2 separate regions of the Homo sapiens genome follow, and region 1 is linked to region 2. A link is an interaction called in ENCODE POLR2A ChIA-PET data of the cell type or tissue named here. Cell type or tissue: GM12878. All regions are shown on one strand. Links, peaks and the distances in the headings refer to the core of each region. The heading gives the core; the rest is flanking DNA.

Region 1 (5,386 bases), core at 219-5,218, 80 kb before region 2:
CTTTCTGTACCAGATCTCAGCTCTGGGGGGTTTTTACTTTTTCACTTCACCATGGATCAGTCACTCAATGACTGTGGCCAACATGCTGTAATCTCAAACCAGTCTATTCTGAACTCCAGATTACTACATGCTCACTGACATGTACTAAGAGGTAACCTTCCAACTTGAGTAGAAGGCACAGGAAAAACTCATCCACAGAATCCCAGAAGTGCAAAGAACCTTAGGCATCCAATCCAATGTTTCCCAAAATGAGGAAGGATATATTAGTTCATTTTTGCACTGCTATAAAGACATATCCGAGACTAGGTAATTTATAAAGAAAAGAGGTTTAATTGACTCAGTTCCATGTGGCTGAGGGGGCCTCAGGAAACTTAGAATCATGGTGGAAGGCAAAGAGGAATCAAGGACCTTCTTCCCATGGCAGCAGGAGAGAGAAGTGCAAGCAAGGGAAATGCCAGACACTTATAAAACCATCAGATCTCACGAGAACTCACTCACTATCATGAGAACAGCATTGAGGAAACTGCCTCCATGATCCAATCACCTCCCACTGGGTCCCTCCCTTGACACGTAGGGATTATGGGTATTAGAATTCAAGATAAGATTTGAGTGGAGACACCGCCAAATCATATCAGAGGAGGTATATGGAGGAGCATGCATTTTGCATTTTAGTAATTTGAGGTTTATTCTAATGAGTATTAGGAAAAAAGTAACATTTAAACTCATAATTTCACAGATATTATGATGGTATTTAACTTTATAAAGGGAATTGATTTTTAAAAAATTAATTTGAATAAGTGATACGTAGATACAGGTTTTTTAAATCAGGAAGGTTGTATGCAAATAACTAAGATTTAGGAAACATTGCTTCCTTAAAAAACTCCAGATCAGAGAGGGACAGCAGCTCACATGCACCCAGGATCACACAGCCTTTTAGTGACAGAGCTGGGACTAAATTAGCGTGCCTCACTACTAAAACTACGGAAGTTAAGACTTTGCAGGGATTCTTCTCATTTAAGCAGTATTGTTACAATTTTTTCATTCTTTCTGTTTTCTGACAATATTTCATTCACTTATTGTTTCACAAATGAATTCTGCCCTATGAATGACATTAGATACTTCTTATTGCTTACTTTTGCTTTAATGATGCTCCCTACTTTGGGTTTTTGGATCGGGTACCTTGCTTTTCACCAGACCTGTGACTTTTGCGTCCCTAGGTGGGTTTGCATCTGTTTTCTCACCTTCTCAAATTTCTCTGCCTTTTCAAAGTCACTTTTGAACTTATCTTTCAACTACCTGAAGTGGTGATACCAGTTGGTGCTACCAAGAGGCTGACTAGAAAAAGGAAAAAGAAGAACAGGTGAATGTGCTGTCCATCAGGGACTTTGAAAAGCTCTAACATATTCTTGACAATCTAGAAAATCACATGTGTGTCTATGGCTCTGTGCATGCCCAAGAAAGACCTGAGAAGGTGCTACTCTTTCACCAAACCAGCTGACCTGGAGGCTCTGTGCAGGTAGAAAGTGACAGTGGACAGAACTTTAAGCTTCCCACCAGATTGTTGAAGGCATGCTCCAACAGATACAGAGTCCTCCAGCAAAGGCTGGGAAATGTATTGGTTTAAAGCATTTAAGGAAATCTCTGTCTAATCATTAGCTGACCAGGAAGCAAATCAAACAGAGAATTTAGTGGTTGCACACGACCAAATATACAGACTTTATAGAATTAGTCCAGGAAAATCACTAAGTAAACAACAACAATAAATTCAGCAGGATGTTGGGGGATTCTGATTTCCAGAGTTGCTACCTTGTATTATTTTAAATGTTTGGTTTTCAATAAAAAATTATGAGGCACACAAAGAAAGAGGAAAATATGGCCTATGCATAGGGGAAAAAAGCAATTAATTGAAACTGTACCTGAGGCAGCCCAAATGTTGCACTTACTAGACAAAGACTTTAGCTATTACAAATATAAATATGTTCAAGGCACTAAATGAAACAATCTCTAAAGAATTAAAATATAAGAAATAGAGAATGTCAGTAAAGAGGAAGAAATTCTTTAAAAGAACCAAATAGAAATTCTGAAATCAAATAGTAAAATAACTAAAATAAAAAATTCACGGCCGGGTGCGATGGCTCACACCTGTAATCCCAGCACTTTGGGAGGAAGAGGCAGGTGATCACGAGGTCAGGAGATCGAGACCATCCTGGCTAATACAGTGAAAACACGTCTTTACTAAAAATACAGAAAATTAGCTGGGCATGGCAGCATGCACTTGTAGTCCCAGATACTCGGGAGGCTGGGGCAGGAGAATGGCATGAACCTAGGAGATGGAGGTTGCAGTGAGCCGAGATTGCACCACTGTACTCCAGCCTGGGCTACAGAGTGAGACTCTGTCTCAAAAAAAAAAAGAAAAGAAAAGAAAAAAAATCACTAGGCAGGGGCTCAATAGCAGATTTGAACTAGCAGAAGAAAGAATCACCTAACTTGAAGCTGTGTTAATTGAGATCATCCAGTCTGAGAAACAGAGAAAAAAGAATAATGAAGAAAAATGAACAGAGTCTTAGAGACCTGTGGGGCACCATCAAGCCTACCAACATACACATAATTGGAGTGTCAGAAGGAGGAGAGAAAAAAAGTGCAGAAAGAATATTTAAAGAAATGATGGCTGAAAAATCCCAAATTTATTTAAAACATTACACATACAAAAAGCTCATCAAACTCTAAGTAGATTAAACTCAAAGAGAGTCACGCCTAGACACAACATAGTCAAACTTTCAAAAGAAAGAGAGAAACTTGAAAACAGCAAGACAAAAAGCAACTCATCACATACAAGGAATCTTCAATGAGTTAAACAGTTGACTTCTCATCAGAAACCATGGAAGCCAGAAGGTAGTGGGCTATCATGTTCAAAGCACTGAAAGAAAAATACAGTCAACCAATAATTCTATATCTGGCAAAATTATTCTTCAAAAATGAAGGCACAATTAAGACATTTCCAGATTTTTTTTAAAAACAACAGAGATTGCATTGCTGGTAGACCCTTCCTACAAGAAATACTAAAGGGTGTTCTTATGGCTTAAATGAAAGGATGCTAGACAGTGACTCAAATCCATATAAATACATAAAAAGCACTGCTAAATGCAACAACACAGGTAAATATATAAGGCAATATGAATGTAAGTTTTCTTTTTTTTGTAATTGTTTTTCTCTATCTGATTAAAAGACAACTAACTACATAAAGCAATAATTTTAAATGTGTTGATGGACTTATATACAGGTGTAATTTTATGACAATAATAACACAGGAGAGGGGAGGGAGCTAAGCTTGGAGTCAAGTTTTTATATAGTGCTGAAATTAAGTTGGTGTTAATCCAAACTAGATTGTTTAAAATTTAAGTGTTAATTGTCATCCCCAGAGCACCCAGTAAGAAAATAATTTTGAAAATATAGGAAATGAAAAAGAATCTACATGTCACACTAGATAATAGACATTTAACACAAAAGAAGACAGTAACAGAGGAACAGAACAACAAAAAAGACATAATGTATATAGAAAACAAATAGCAGAATGGCAAACATAAATTCTACCTGATAGATACTTACATTAAATGTAAATGGACTAAACACTCTAATCAAAAGGGAGAAAATAGATAAAAGAAAATATGATCCAACTATATGCTGTCTGTAAGAGACATACTTTAAAAAGCAAATAAGTTTAAAGATGGAAAAAATACATACTATGAAAATAATAACCAAAAGAGAGCTGGAGTTGCCACGCAAATACCAGACAAAATAGACTTTAAGACACAAATTGTTACTAGAGATAAAAAGAATGTTTTATAATGATAAAAGGGTCAGTCCATCTGAAGACCTAACAATTATGAACATATATGCACCTAATAGCAGAGCTCCAAAATACACGGAAAAAAATCTGTTCTGTATTGGACAGAAACTTGCCTCTGTGTTGCTTTTACTCCTGGATCTTATTCCTGTTATCTGGAGCCTCACACAACATATACCTGACACATATATGACTAGAAGCTTTTCCAGATATTTGAAGCCAACTCTCATGCCTTTTCTTACTTTCAGTTTTTTATGTGGCCTTGTCCCTATACATTTTTTTCCTAGAATGTATTTATATCTTTTATAAAGAAGGCTACTGCAATGTTAAGAGAGGAACCTACTTTCATAGAATTTCAGAGTTGGAAGGAAACCAAGATGATCTTATTCAAATCTCTACTTTTATAGATGAGTAAACTGGGGCCTGAGCTGGTTAAGTCATTGAGCCAGTTAATGGCAGACCAAGATTCATAATCTTGGTTTTCAAACTACTTGTTCAGTGTTTATTCCAACATTTTCCTTCTTTGATAGTTTTTCCTACTTTAGGTTGCTATTTCTTCTCCCTTCTTTCAGTGGCATCTGGCACCTTTCATCAGAGAAAAAAGCTCAGAGTGATGAAGAAACTGCACTAGACATTAAAAGACATGGATTCTTATCTTTTTTGGTCACTAATCAACTTTCGAGGCCTTGGATAAGTCCCTTATGAAAATAATAACTATTATTCACCAATAATATTTTACACTATTGAGTACCTACTGTTTATGAGGCACTGTGCCAGGCACTTTGCCTATATGCCTCTTCATATAAGTGTTCAAAATGTGTCTCCTTTCTTATCTATACAATAAGCAGGTTGTCTGTTGTCCTATCCAGCTCCGGAATTGGATGATTGTAAAAAGCTATCTTTATTAGTATAGTCTTATAATGCCTGAGGCTTCATCTTTATCTTCCTCTTTCTTGTTTCCTGGGCTGGCAGGAAATTGTAAGGAAGATTAGAATACTTTCTCTAGATTTGTCACTATAGCGAATCCTTTGTATGTGTACCCTTCCAAGGGACTTTCTATTTTCCCATAGGACTTGGCTTGACTTTTACTGGTCCTGTTCAGGGTTTCCAGGATCCTATTCTCAGCCTACTTCTCACTTTAGATTTTCCCGTGGGCCTTTGATTCACTCTCATGGCTTCTTATTTCACTTATGAGCTCAGAGAAGTGAATAATTTGATGAAGTTCACTCAGCTATTAGCAGCAAACTTGACAGTCTGTCTGATCCCACTGTGTTTGTTATTTCTGCTACATGATTCCCATCTCTGAAAGTTCACTTGATCTTACTTTCCCACCCTTGCTTAAGACCTAGCTCAAGCCCTAACCTGTCATCATCACACCAGGCCAAGTGCTCCTCCCTCCCAATTTACCCAGAGAGTGATGTTTGCACTGCACATCAGCCATCACCTTGGGACTTGCCCCTTGGCAGACTTTGTGGTCTAGTGGTTATGAATGTGGGGTCTGGAGACAGAGGGCCAAAGTATGAATCCTGGCTCTACCACTTA
Region 2 (5,386 bases), core at 153-5,152:
GTGGAGCTTGCAGTGAGCCAAGATCGCGCCATTGCACTCCAGCCTGGGCGACAGAGCGAGACTCCGTCTCAAAACAAAAACAAAAAAACAAATTCACTTTCTTTAATAAATATAGGGCTATTCAGGCCGGGCACGGTGGCTCATGCCTGTAATCCCAGCACTTTGGGAGGCCAAGGCGGGCAGATTACGAGGTCAGGAGTTCGAGACCAGCCTGACCAGCATAGTGAAACCCCGTCTGTACTAAAAATACAAAAAAATTAGCCAGGCGTGGGGGCGGGAGCCTGTAATCTTAGCTACTCGGGAGGCTGAGGCAGGAGAATCACTTGAACCTGGGAGGTAGAGATTGCATTTAGCCAAGATCGTGCCACTACACTCCAGCCTGGGCAACAGCGCTAGACTCCGTCTTAAATAGATAAATAAATAAGTACAGGGCTATTCAAGGAATCTGTTTCTTTTGGGTGAGTTTTGGTAGTTTGTGGCTTTCAAGAAGTATGTCATTTCTTTTAAACTGTAGAATCTATGGGCATAGGTTTGTTTGAAGCATTCCTTTATTATTCTTTTAGTATCTTCAGAGTTGTGGTGACATAATTCCTTTTTCCTCCCCAATACTGGTAATTTATGTCTTCTCTCATATTTCTTTTTCAGTATGACTTGAGGTTTATCCATTTTATTGATCCCTTCAAAGTATGCATTTTTGGTTTTATTGGCTTTCTTTTTTGTTTTTAATTATACTGATTTTCGTTGAGTTTATTATCTTCTTCTTGTTAACACAAGCATTTAAATGCTATACATTTCCTTCTGAGCACTGCTTTAACTACATCCTACAAATTTGGATATGTCGTATTTTATTTTATTTAGTCCAAACTATTTTCTAGTTTTCCTTGAGATCTCCTTTGATCCATATATTATTTAGAAATATATTGCTTAATTTCCAACTATTTAAAATTTTTCAACAAAAGACAAAATTGACAAATGGGATCTAATTAAACTAAAGATCTTCTGCACAGCAAAAGAAACTACCATCAGAGTGAACAGGCAACCTACAAAATGGGAGAAAATTTGTGCAACCTACTCATCTGACAAAGGGCTAATATCCAGAATCTACAATGAACTCCAACAAATTTACAAGAAAAAAACAAACAACCCCATCAAAAAGTGGGCAAAGGACATGAACAGACACTTCTCAAAAGAAGACATTTATGCAGCCAAAAAACACATGAAAAAATGCTCACCATCACTGGCCATCAGAGAAATGCAAATCAAAACCACAATGAGATACCATCTCACACCAGTTAGAATGGCAATCATTAAAAAGTCAGGAAACAACAAGTGCTGGAGAGGATGTGAAGAAATAGGAACACTTTTACACTGTTGGTGGGACTGTAAACTAGTTCAACCATTGTGGAAGTCAATGTGGCGATTCCTCAGGGATCTAGAACTAGAAATACCATTTGACCCAGCCATCCCATTACTGGGTATATACCCAAAGGACTATAAATCATGCTGCTATAAAGACACATGCACATGTATGTTTATTGCGGCACTATTCACAATAGCAAAGACTTGGAACCAACCCAAATGTCCAACAATGATAGACTGGATTAAGAAAATGTGGCACATATACACCATGGAATACTATGCAGCCATAAAAAAGGATGAGTTCATGTCCTTTGTAGGGACATGGATGAAATTGGAAATCATCATTCTCAGTAAACTATCACAAGAACAAAAAACCAAACACCACATATTCTCACTCATAGGTGGGAATTGAACAATGAGATCACATGGACACAGGAAGGGGAACATCACACTCTGGGGACTGTTGTGGGGTGGGGGGAGGGGGGAGGGATAGCATTGGGAGATATACCTAATGCTAGATGACAAGTTAGTGGGTGCAGCGCACCAGTGTGGCACATGTATACATATGTAACTAACCTGCACAATGTGCACATGTACCCTAAAACTTGAAGTATAATAATAAAAGAAAAAAATAAAAATAAAAAAAAGAAAATTTTTTTTCAGATATCTTTCTGTTATCGATTTCTATTTTAATTCTGTTGTGAACAGAGAATATCCAAGGTGGGCAGATCACCTGAGCTCAGGAGTATACAAGATCTACATTTTTTTTTAAAGCTTAATAGTGTTTCTTTATGGCCTAGAATATGATCTGTCTTGGTGAATGTTCCATGTGCATTTGAAAAGAATGTTTATTTTAGATTTAGTAGAGTGTTCTATAAATATCAATTAGGGTAAGTGAGTTCATAGGTTGCTCAGTTCTTATATTGTCTTGCTGATTTCCTGTTTGTTGTATTGATTACTGAAGTAGTTTTGAAATTTCTAAATACAATGTGGATTTTACTAATTTTTCTCCTCCCCCTCCCCTCCTTCTTCTTCATCTAAATTGCACTCTAAATATTAATATGTAGTTCTGTTGTCTTCCGACCTGTACTATTTCTGACAATAAGTGATCCCTCTCCTTTCACCCCAACCCCACTCTCTAGTTGTTTTGAATATTTTCTCCTCTTCACTGATTTTTAGCAATTTAATTATAATGTGCCCTGCGTGGTTTTATTTGTTGTTGTTGTTGTTGTGTGTGTGTGTGTTTGTTTTTGTTTAGCTTGGAGTTTGCTGAGATTCATGGATCTGTGAGTTCATACTTTCCATCAAATTTGGAACATTTTTGACTATTATTTCTTCACATACTTTCAGCCTCTCATCCCCTTTCTGAAACTGTAGTGTTGGGCTTTTTGATATGGTGATGGTGGTGGTCACTGAGGATCTGCTCCTTTTTTGCCAGTGTTTTAAAATCTTTACACTGATCTTCACTGAGGGTTGTTTTTGGTTTTTGGTTTTTGGTTTTGTTTTTGCTGTGCTTAATCTGCATTTAGTCTCTCCAGTGAATTTTTATTTTCAGATATTGTATTTCTAAGCTCTAAGCTATACAAGTTACTTAGTTCATTTTTACATCTTCCATTTCTTTATTCATTCTATTTATCTTTTCCTTTAAATTTGATATTTAAAACAGATGCTGTGATGGCCTCAATGGCTAATCTCATCGTATCTGCTGTTCCTGGATCTCCTTCTACTGACTAATTTTTTTCCTGGCTATGAGTCATATTTTCTTGCTTCTTGACATGTCTAGTAGAATTGGATTGAATGGGTACGTCGTGATGACAAAGTCGTTGAGTGCTGGATTGTGTAGTCCTCCTTTAAGAGTGTTTCAGTTAGTTTTGTCAGACAGTTTAGTTATTTGTGGATCAGCTTGATCCTTTCTGGACTTGTTTTTAAGCTTTGTTAAGGTAAATCTGAAGTAAGCTTTTCACTAGGATGAATTTAACCCTACTACTAAAACATGACCCTGCTGGGGATTAAAATCTCGGGTATTAAATGAGGTTTCTTTCTTTTTTTTTCTTTTTTTTGAGACTGAGTCTGGCTCTGTTGCCCAGGCTAGAGTGCAGTGGCATAATCTTGGCTCACTGCAACCTCTGCCTCCAGGGTTCAAGTGATTCTCCTGCCTCAGCCTCCCGAGTAGCTGGGATTACAGGCATGCACCACCCCACCCAGCTAATTTTCCTATTGTTAGTAGAGATGGGGATTCACCATGTTGGCCAGGCTGGTCTCGAACTCCTGACCTCAGGTGATCTGCCCGCCTCGACCTTCCAAAGTGCTGAGATTACAGGCGTGGGCCACCATGCCTGGCCTTAAATGAGGTTTCTTTTTTTTATATTTTTATACTTTTTATTTTTTTGAGACAGAGTCTCACTCTGTTGCCTGGGCTGGAGTGTGGTGGCATGATCTCGGCTCACTGCAACCTGCGCCTCCCAGGTTCAAGCAATTCTCCTGTTTCAGCCTCCCGAGTAGCTGGGACTTGGGACTCCAGGCACACGCCACCACACCCAGCTAATTTTTGTATTTCTAGTAGAGATGGGATTTCGCCATATTCGTCAGGCTGGTCTCGAACTCCTGGCCTCAGGTGATCCACCCGCCTCAGCCTCCCAAAGGGCTGGGATTACACGTGTGAGCCACTACGCCTGGCCCTAAATGAGATTTCTTTACCCTTATTGGTGGAGGCTTAATGTCTCCCAGCTCTGAATGGGCACTGAGACTTATCGGCTCCCAGTGTCCAGTAGTCATTCTTTCCTGGTGGTTTTCTTTATCTGGTCTCATGAAGTTTTATTCTATACATGTACAGCTTAGTATTCAACCAAAGACTCAAAGGAATCGCTATGTAGATATTGGAGTTCTTTCTCTACAGAACTTCCTCTTATCAATATTCTGCCCCACAAACTCCAGCCACCTCAACCTCCCCAAACCCTGTTCCTCTTCTTTGTGCTGTGGTTCAGATAGAAACCAGGGAAATTGCAGGGCTTACCTCATTATTTTCTTTCTCTCAAGGATGAAAGTCTTGCACTACCTGTTGTTTAATATGTGAAAACTTGTTCCATACATTTAATCTAGCTTTCTAGTTGCTTATAGAGATGGGGCAAATTTGCTTCCATGCATTCCATCATGGCCAGAAGGTGGAAATCTCTGGAGATTTTATTGGAATCATACTAAATATGCATATCAAATCTTCCATCCCAAAGATATTTTCTGTCTGTCCACACACTTGGTATTTCTTTAGTGTTGTTTATTTAAGAGCTAATGCATAAAGCCAAGCGTGGTGGCTCATGCCTGTAATCCTAGCACTTTGGGAGGCCAAAGCGGGCAGATCACCTGAGCTCAGGAGTTCGAGATCAGCCTGGCAAACATGGCAAAACCCCATCTCCACTAAAAATACAAAAAAATTGATCAGGCATGGTGGCATACAGCTGTCGTCCCAGCTACTCTGGCGGTTGAGGCACGAGAATCACTTGAACCTGGGAGGCAGAGGTTGCAGTGAACTGAGATCACACCACTACATCTCAAAAAAAAAAAAAAAAGAACTAGAGCTAATGAACACAAATATCAGAAAGCATTAAAATGTATAATGTGAAAGGTTCCCCTCCCATTTATTCTCACAAATTCCCTTCTACTCCAAATAGAAAACCACTGTTATTAGTCTTTTATATCTTTCCAGATGAAATTTTAATGTGAAAACAGGAAGATAGAATACACACTCTTCTGCACAGCAATTTTTTGTGTGTAACAATGTATCTTGGCGTTGTTTCTATAGAAGTACATCAAAACTTTCCTTATGGTTTGTTTCATCACAGCTGATTATAATTCATATTAATGCTACTTCATAATTTGTTTCAGCAGTCTCTTATTGATGGATATTTTTTAAAATTAATGAGAATTTTGCAATATTGCAGGATAATCAATACACAAAATGATTATAATTATCATCATTTGATAGGTTTTTGAAATACTATCTAATCCATTATTTATCTATCTTATCTATCAT

Evidence for each region. Peaks named below come from ENCODE experiments on the same cell type or tissue, not always from the same donor. Only the 100,000 strongest peaks of a DNase experiment are listed, where the experiment ranks them.
Region 1: POLR2A ChIA-PET joins it to region 2 with 8 read pairs; 12 of 35 experiments call an interaction of 5 or more read pairs at or near these places.

What each region holds. Positions count from the first base shown.
Region 1 is chr12:4,256,509-4,261,894 of GRCh38, reverse strand. All of the region lies in intron 1 of CCND2-AS1 (CCND2 antisense RNA 1), which reads left to right. Among named protein-coding and RNA genes, the nearest start is that of CCND2, 15 kb to the left of the region's middle. In GM12878, for the core only: no CTCF peak of the experiment used is centred there; no DNase peak of the experiment used is centred there; H3K27ac peaks cover 410 bases.
Region 2 is chr12:4,176,385-4,181,770 of GRCh38, reverse strand. The region is part of intron 1 of LOC105369612 (a long non-coding RNA gene); the gene reads left to right. Among named protein-coding and RNA genes, the nearest start is that of CCND2, 95 kb to the left of the region's middle. In GM12878, for the core only: no CTCF peak of the experiment used is centred there; no DNase peak of the experiment used is centred there; H3K27ac peaks cover 406 bases.